2 separate regions of the Homo sapiens genome follow, and region 1 is linked to region 2. The links are chromatin contacts, found by Hi-C or POLR2A ChIA-PET in ENCODE. All regions are on one chromosome and are shown on one strand. The core of a region is the stretch at or near the end of the contact, and the rest is flanking DNA. Distances in the headings are between cores, read along the strand shown. Region 1 holds the start of CDT1 (chromatin licensing and DNA replication factor 1). Region 2 holds the start of IL17C (interleukin 17C).

Region 1 (3,745 bases), core at 235-2,734, 170 kb after region 2:
CTCCACCCGCGTCCCCTTCCCTCGCAGGCCTCCAGGCCCCGGCGGCCCGCATTGCTTTGCGGGGGACTTCCGCAGCGCTGCGCCTGGCCCTGCTTATTGGCGTCTCTGGAAGGAGTGGCTGTGGCTCGGGCTCTCCAGATAAACCGCGCTCTAGGCCGTTTCCCAGATAGGAGCGCTATAGGTTTTAAGAACTAAAACTTTAAAATCTCAGCCCTCAGCCATGCTAAAGGCAGTTTCTTTTCTTTCCTTTTTTTTTTTTTTTTTTTTTTTTGAGACGGAGTTTCTCGCTCTTTCGCTCAGGCTGAAGTGCAGTGGCGCCATTTCGCCTCCCGGGTTCAAGCGATTCTGCTGCCTCAGCCCCCCAAGCAGTTGGAATTACAGGCGCCCGCCACCACGCCTGGCTAATTTTTGTATTTTTAGTAGAGAGGGGGTTTTACCATGTTGGTCAGGCTGGTCTCGAACTCCTGACCTCAGGTGATCCGCCCGCCTCGGCCTTTCAAAGTGCTGGGATTACAGGCGTGAACCATCGCGCCCGGCCCCTTTTCTTCGTTTCCATGTAATAGCTTGATTGAGAAATAATTCACATATCAAATCCACCCTTTTAAAAAGCGAGCAACGCGGATCGCGGAGGCCACGCCTGTGATCGCAGCGCTTTGGGAGGGGGCAGTTCCAAGAGAGCGGATCACTGAACCGGGGAGTTCGAGACCACCCGGCAACGTAATCTCCGCCTCGATAGAAATAGTTTTTTTTTTTTTTTTGAGACGGAGTCTCGCTGTCGCCCAGGCTGGAGTGCAGTGGCGCGATCTCGGCTCACTGCAGGCTCCGCCCCACGGGGTTCACGCCATTCTCAGGCCTCAGCCTTTTGAGTAGCTGGGACCACAGGTGCCCACCACCACGCCCGGCTAATTTTTTGTATTTTTAGTAGAGACGGGGTTTCACCGTGTTAGCCAGGATGGTCTCGATCTCCTGACCTCATGATCCGCCCGCCTCGGCCTCCCAAAGTACTGGGATTACAGGCGTGAGCCACCGCGCCCAGCCAGAAATAGTTTTAAAAAAAGAAATAAGGAGCGTGCGGCCCGCGGGGGAAGCGCCTTTACCAGCTCGAGCCTGCAGCCCCCCAGGCCGCGCCGTCCTCGGCTCCCCCGGGCAGCGCCGGGGTTTTGTCAGGCGCGCGCTGCTGTTTGCCTGGATTGCGCTCATTCTGACCCTGAAGCCAGCGGCCCCACTGACACGCCCTGAAAAGTGGGAGCCACACGCGGGATCCGGAGACCGCGCTAAAGTCCCACGCACGACGGCGCCCGCCGGCGAGTCCACGCCCGCACGTCGGCGCATGCGCGCGGCCAAGCCGGTGCCCGCGCCCACCAGCGCGCATGCGCGCCCCGTCCCTTCCCTCCCCCCGTGCTCTGCCCCGATGGTTCGGTCCGCGCCGGGGGCGGGGCCAGGGCGCCCGCGGGAAATTTGGCGGGAACCGCGCCCGCCTCTTCCTCCCTTCCTTCTTTCCTTGCTTTCGCCGCGCACTCCGCCGCCATGGAGCAGCGCCGCGTCACCGACTTCTTCGCGCGCCGCCGCCCCGGGCCCCCCCGCATCGCGCCGCCCAAGCTGGCCTGCCGCACCCCCAGCCCCGCCAGGCCCGCACTCCGCGCCCCGGCCTCCGCTACCAGTGGCAGCCGCAAGCGCGCCCGCCCGCCCGCCGCCCCCGGACGCGACCAGGCCAGGCCACCGGCCCGCAGGAGACTGCGGCTGTCGGTGGACGAGGTGAGGGGCGTGGGGAGACTGAGGCCGGGGAGTTGGGGGCGGGGAGACTGAGGCCCGGGGGGCAGGGCTCGGGGAAACTGAGGCGGAGGGACGGGGGCGGGGAAACAGGCGGGGGGGACGGGGCGCAGGGAACTCTGGGACAGGCCGGGGGATCCTGGGGGCGCCCTGCCACCACTGGGGACTTGGCTGGCTCCTGAGATGAGCAGGAGGCACTGGGGGGCTTGCACCGGGATCCGATGATGGGGCTGGAAGTCCAGCTTCTCTGCGAGGCCAGGGCAGGGGTCCGACCTGGAAACGGCCCCGGAAGACGAGAGCAAGGCTGTGTCCCCGGCCTTAGCACAGACCACCATCTACGGGAAGTCCTAAGCCCCCCAGCCATGCCCGTCCCAGTTAACTCAGAGCGGCTTCTGATCCTTCGGGGTCCTCTGCAGAGCCAGGAGCACCAGGTCTTGTCATGAGTTCACCCTTGGGGTCCCTCCCACCAGGTTTCCAGCCCCAGTACCCCCGAGGCCCCAGACATCCCAGCCTGCCCTTCTCCGGGCCAGAAGATAAAGAAATCCACCCCGGCAGCAGGTCAGCCGCCCCACCTGACATCCGCGCAGGACCAGGTGAGGGGCGGGGCCTGGGGCAGATGCGGGAGGGCTGAGTGGTGCCGGCCTGCCTGCCTGCCTGACGGCACCGTGTCCCCTGATCCCCCTGAAGGACACCATCTCTGAGCTTGCGTCATGCCTGCAACGGGCCCGGGAGCTGGGGGCAAGAGTCCGGGCGCTGAAGGCCAGTGCCCAGGATGCTGGGGAGTCCTGCACCCCAGAGGCCGAGGGCCGCCCTGAGGAGCCATGGTGAGTGCTGGGTGGGCGGCCACGAGGCCCCGGCAAAGGCCGGGTTGGTGGCAGGCGTGGCCCAGCGAGCCTGTCAGAGGCCCAGGTCTGCTCCTTCCAGGGAGGGTGGTGGTGAGGTCACCAGGGCGCGGACCCAGACCCCTGAGAAAAAGGTCCCGGGCACTGCTGGCGCTGTGCCCTCAGTCCCTCCTGCGGGGGGCAGCTCCTGCCTCGGGGACTCTGGCAGGTTTCAAATGCTCCTGATGCATTGGTGTGTTGTCTGCCTCTGCCCCTGAGAGCTGACGAAACTGCGCTGGGGAGAGGGCAGAGCTTCCCTGGGGGAGCTGCGTGGACACAGCAGAGCTGGGGTGTGGAGCCGGGCTTTCCCGTCACCACTGCTACCCCTAACGGTGCCAGTGCTGGTGGGTGTGCAAGGGCCGCGAAAGCCATCGTGTGTGGCATGGCAGGCCCCATCGGAGGGTCTCCCTGGCCGAGGGGCCTGCTGTGGCGTTGGAGGGGTAGGGGCCTACTGCTTCTCATGAGGCTCCTCCCTCCCTGACAGTGGCGAGAAGGCGCCCGCCTACCAGCGCTTCCATGCCCTGGCCCAGCCCGGCCTGCCGGGACTCGTGCTGCCCTACAAGTACCAGGTGCTGGCGGAGATGTTCCGCAGCATGGACACCATCGTGGGCATGCTCCACAACCGCTCCGAGACGCCCACCTTTGCCAAGGTCCAGCGGGGCGTCCAGGACATGATGCGTAGGTGAGTGGCCGGGGGTGGGCTGTGGCTGTCCTGGAGTTGGGGGTGGGCCCGGGCCTGCCTCCTGAGCCGCCCCCATCCTCCCATAGGCGTTTTGAGGAGTGCAATGTTGGCCAGATCAAAACCGTGTACCCGGCCTCCTACCGCTTCCGCCAGGAGCGCAGTGTCCCCACCTTCAAGGATGGCACCAGGAGGTCAGATTACCAGCTCACCATCGAGCCACTGCTGGAGCAGGGTGAGTGCTGGGTGCGGGACCTCGGTTTCCCCATCTGTGAGCCGCACAGTTTCCAGGGTGGGTGTGAGGTGCTGGGCATCTGGCCCAGGACTGGTCACGGGTGGGTGGCTGGGTGGCCTGGTGGGGACTTAGGCCTGGACTCGTCCCACAGAGGCTGACGGAGCAGCCCCCCAGCTCACG
Region 2 (3,521 bases), core at 997-3,496:
TGAACGCGCGCTCATTTGGAAAAGGGGCTTTTGCTTTGATGTAATTAGGGAAAGGATCTTGAGATGGCTCATCCTGGGTTAAGGCAGGTCCCACGTCCTGAGAAGGGGGGAGGGATTATCTTTTAGACTGGGCCCTACATCCAACAACCAGTGTCCTTATAAACCACAGAAGAGGAAAAGGCGGGTGCAGCAGAGAGGCCACGGGAGGAGCCGCCAGCCCGGGAAACTGAGGGCTGGAAGAGCCTCCAGGAGGACCCAGCCCTGAACACGCCCAGCTCCACGGCCTCGTGGAATAAACTTCTCCCATTTCACACCCCCCAGTTTGTGGTGCATGGTTAGCACAGCCCTAGGAAACCAGCACGGATAGTGAGCTCCCCGTCACAGGAGGTATGCAAGCAGAGGGTGGGTGGGCAGGGGCACTGTCGGGAGGAGCAGCCCTGGGGACTCCAGCAATCTGTCTTTGATTCCTCCCAGACTGTTAACCCTGGGGCACAGCCTCCTTCACCCCCAGAGGCCCACAGCAGACAAGCTGAGAGCCACACAGCGGCCAAGAGGAGGTGCTGGAGGGCCCAGGGGTCCCAGTGCTGCCTCAGCCCCACCCGACTTGGGAGCTTTTGTGTTCAGAGAGACTGAGGTTTTCAGCTTAGAGGACACCTCCGTGGAACACATCTGCACCGCGGCAGGGGAGGAAAGGCTGGGGGCACACAAGCACCCTCCCTCCCGCCCTCACCCCGAAGCTGAGGGGACCAGGGCGGACAGATTCCCCCACCTCTGATGTGGCCAGGGGCCCTGGGGACTCCAGGACAACCCTCCTCAGGATGACGTCAAACCCCCGGCATTCAAACCTTCCCAAGTTCTGGCTGCAGCTGTCCCTTTCCGGGGAAACAAAGGCACCTCCAGCGCCCCCACCCCCAGCCAGCCTCACCGATCAAGGAGGCCAAAGGCAGCTCCCGGCCCCGCTTACATAAAGCTTCCTGTGTGTGCTGGTCACACCTCACACCTCACGCCTCACGCCTCATGCCTCATTCACACCTCACACCTCACTCCTCACACCTCCAACTCAGACTTTTTAGCTTGAACTTTTTTCTCAATAAAACCACAGAAGCCCAGGCCGGGTGCAGTGACTCATGCCTGTGATCCCAGCACTTTGCGAGGCCGAGGTGGGCAGATCACGAGGTCAGGAGATCGAGACCATCCTGGCTAACATGGTGAAACCCCGTCTCTACTAAAAATACAAAAAAATTAGCCAGGTGTGGTGGCGGGCGCCTGTAGTCCCAGCTACCCGGCAGGCTGAGGCAGGAGAATGGCGTGAACCCAGGAAGCTGAGCTTGTAGTGAGCCGAGATCGCACCACTGTACTCCCCGCCTGGGCGACAGAGTCAGACTCCGCCTCAAAAAAACAACAAAAAAAAAAACAACACAGAAACCCAACAGAGACCTGAAGACGTGCCTGCCTCCCCCATCTCCGGGACCTCTCCCACCTGGGTGAAGGGGGCACGTGAGCCTCACCTGATCTTGACCATCTCAGCTAAAACACTGAACCACCCTTGGCACCCACCAGCAGCAGACGGAGAAGAACTGTATAGGGTGCAAAAGCGCCCCGCCACCATCAGGTCCAGATGAAAACCTACAAGTTGAATCAGCAAGGTGCTGACGGATACGCAAGCAGAAACCCTCTTATAGGAGGTTCAAGGCTGGGCGCAGTGGCTCACTCCTGTAATCCCAGCACTTTGGGAGGCCAAGGCGAGCAGATCACTTGAGGTCAGGAGCCTCAGACCAGCCTGGCCGATATGGCAAAACCCTGTCTGTACTAAAAATACAAAAATTAGCCAGGCATGGTGGGGGGTGCCTGTAATCCCAGCTACTCGGAAGCCTGAGGCAGGAGAATCGCTTGAACCTGGGATGTGGAGGTTGCAGTGAGCTGGGACAGCACCATTTCCCTCCAGCTCGGGTGACAGCAAGACCCTGTCTCAAAAAAAAAAAAAAAGTTTGAGAATGTCAGACAAGGCAGCACCCTGTGTAGGTGCTCAGGTTGGGCGGAGTCTCTCTCGGGGGAGGGGGGTAACAGGACAGCGCCTCCCGGGGCCTCCTTGCATGTCTGTGTCCTGATGCACAGCAGGCGGGGGCTGCGGGGACCAGAGAAGGAAGAAGCGCCCCAGCTGGGCACTTCCCGAGGAGGAAGTGGTGCCGGAATTTCCCCCAGGTGTGGCCTCAGGTATAAGAGCGGCTGCTGCCAGGTGCATGGCCAGGTGCACCTGTGGGATTGCCGCCAGGTGTGCAGGCCGCTCCAAGCCCAGCCTGCCCCGCTGCCGCCACCATGACGGTGAGCCTCTCCACATGCCGCTCGGATGGATGCTGCTTGGATGTGCAGCCTGGCATGGAAGGGCTGGGGTTCTCTGAGCCTGGGAGGAGGGTGTTGGGATGGGGTCTGGGAAACCCCTCAGTCTGGGGGTAGGGGAGGCAGCTGCAGATCCTCGGAGCGCTGGCATGCTGGGTGTCTTGGGCTGAAGGGCTAGCCTCTCTGGGCTTCAGTTTCCCCATCTATAGAGGGAGGGCTGTACTCCATCTTTCCGCTGGGAACAAGGAAAGCTGAGGTGGAAGTGAGGTGCCCCCTGCCCTGGGCACCTCCTAACCACCCACCTGCCTGTTTCACCAGCTCCTCCCCGGCCTCCTGTTTCTGACCTGGCTGCACACATGCCTGGCCCACCATGACCCCTCCCTCAGGGGGCACCCCCACAGTCACGGTACCCCACACTGCTACTCGGCTGAGGAACTGCCCCTCGGCCAGGCCCCCCCACACCTGCTGGCTCGAGGTGCCAAGTGGGGGCAGGCTTTGCCTGTAGCCCTGGTGTCCAGCCTGGAGGCAGCAAGCCACAGGGGGAGGCACGAGAGGCCCTCAGCTACGACCCAGTGCCCGGTGCTGCGGCCGGAGGAGGTGTTGGAGGCAGACACCCACCAGCGCTCCATCTCACCCTGGAGATACCGGTGAGGACCTGGGGATTCCGCTGTGGCGTGGGGCTGCCCCTCCCCTGGCGGGGCCCTGACTGCCCGGAGAGCTCTCTGGGCCTTGGTGGTTCTCACCTGTCAAGTGGGCGTGGCCACCTGAGCTCCCTCCCTCCGGCCCTCCTGACCTGGACGGCTGAGCTGCTGCTTGCGGCTGGCCGTGCCCTGCCTCCCACTGTCCTAGGTGGCCAGGGTCCCCTGGGGAAATTCTGGGCCCGTCACCTGAGCTCCTGCAGAAGTGGGGCTGGGTGATGAAGTGGAAGGGAGGCTCCTAGAGGCCTCCGGACCCTGCTCTGTGCTCTTGGAGGGCCCTGGGGAGACGTGGATTACCACCACATGTGAGCCCGACTGCACCCCAAGCCCGTGTGGCTCAGCCCTCGCTGCCTCAGGTCCTATCCTGAGTACACGGAGAGGGGCCCTGAGGGGAGAGGGGCCTCCAGGAGGACAGGGTAGGGCCAGAGACTCACTGTGCACCCCGTCCCGCAGTGTGGACACGGATGAGGACCGCTATCCACAGAA

The links. A loop is a pair of places that touch in the nucleus more often than their neighbours do. ChIA-PET counts read pairs that join two places held with the same protein, here RNA polymerase II (POLR2A). Pooled maps may share reads with other maps.
Region 1: a loop to region 2 is called in a pooled map, with 2.4 times the contacts of the local background. The contact joins the promoter of CDT1 here to the promoter of IL17C in region 2. A Hi-C loop is called at or near these places in 2 of 37 single-sample maps with no recorded cell type and 4 of 50 pooled maps. POLR2A ChIA-PET finds 5 or more read pairs at or near these places in 8 of 52 experiments (AG04450, BJ, CD4-positive, alpha-beta memory T cell and 5 more).

Annotation. Positions count from the first base shown.
Region 1 is chr16:88,802,305-88,806,049 of GRCh38, forward strand. CDT1 (chromatin licensing and DNA replication factor 1) reads left to right here and starts at 1,485. Exons shown (of 10, transcript NM_030928.4): 1 at 1,485-1,755; 2 at 2,241-2,363; 3 at 2,458-2,594; 4 at 3,136-3,333; 5 at 3,420-3,565; 6 at 3,717-3,745. The coding sequence starts at 1,528. RefSeq lists enhancers at 739-1,314, 2,033-2,916, 2,917-3,745 and silencers at 1,247-1,486, 1,567-1,676.
Region 2 is chr16:88,636,326-88,639,846 of GRCh38, forward strand. IL17C (interleukin 17C) reads left to right here and starts at 2,247. Exons shown (of 3, transcript NM_013278.4): 1 at 2,247-2,322; 2 at 2,656-2,984; 3 at 3,489-3,521. The coding sequence starts at 2,317. It overlaps LOC124903755 (a long non-coding RNA gene), which reads left to right. Exons shown (of 2, transcript XR_007065181.1): 1 at 1-387; 2 at 475-1,109.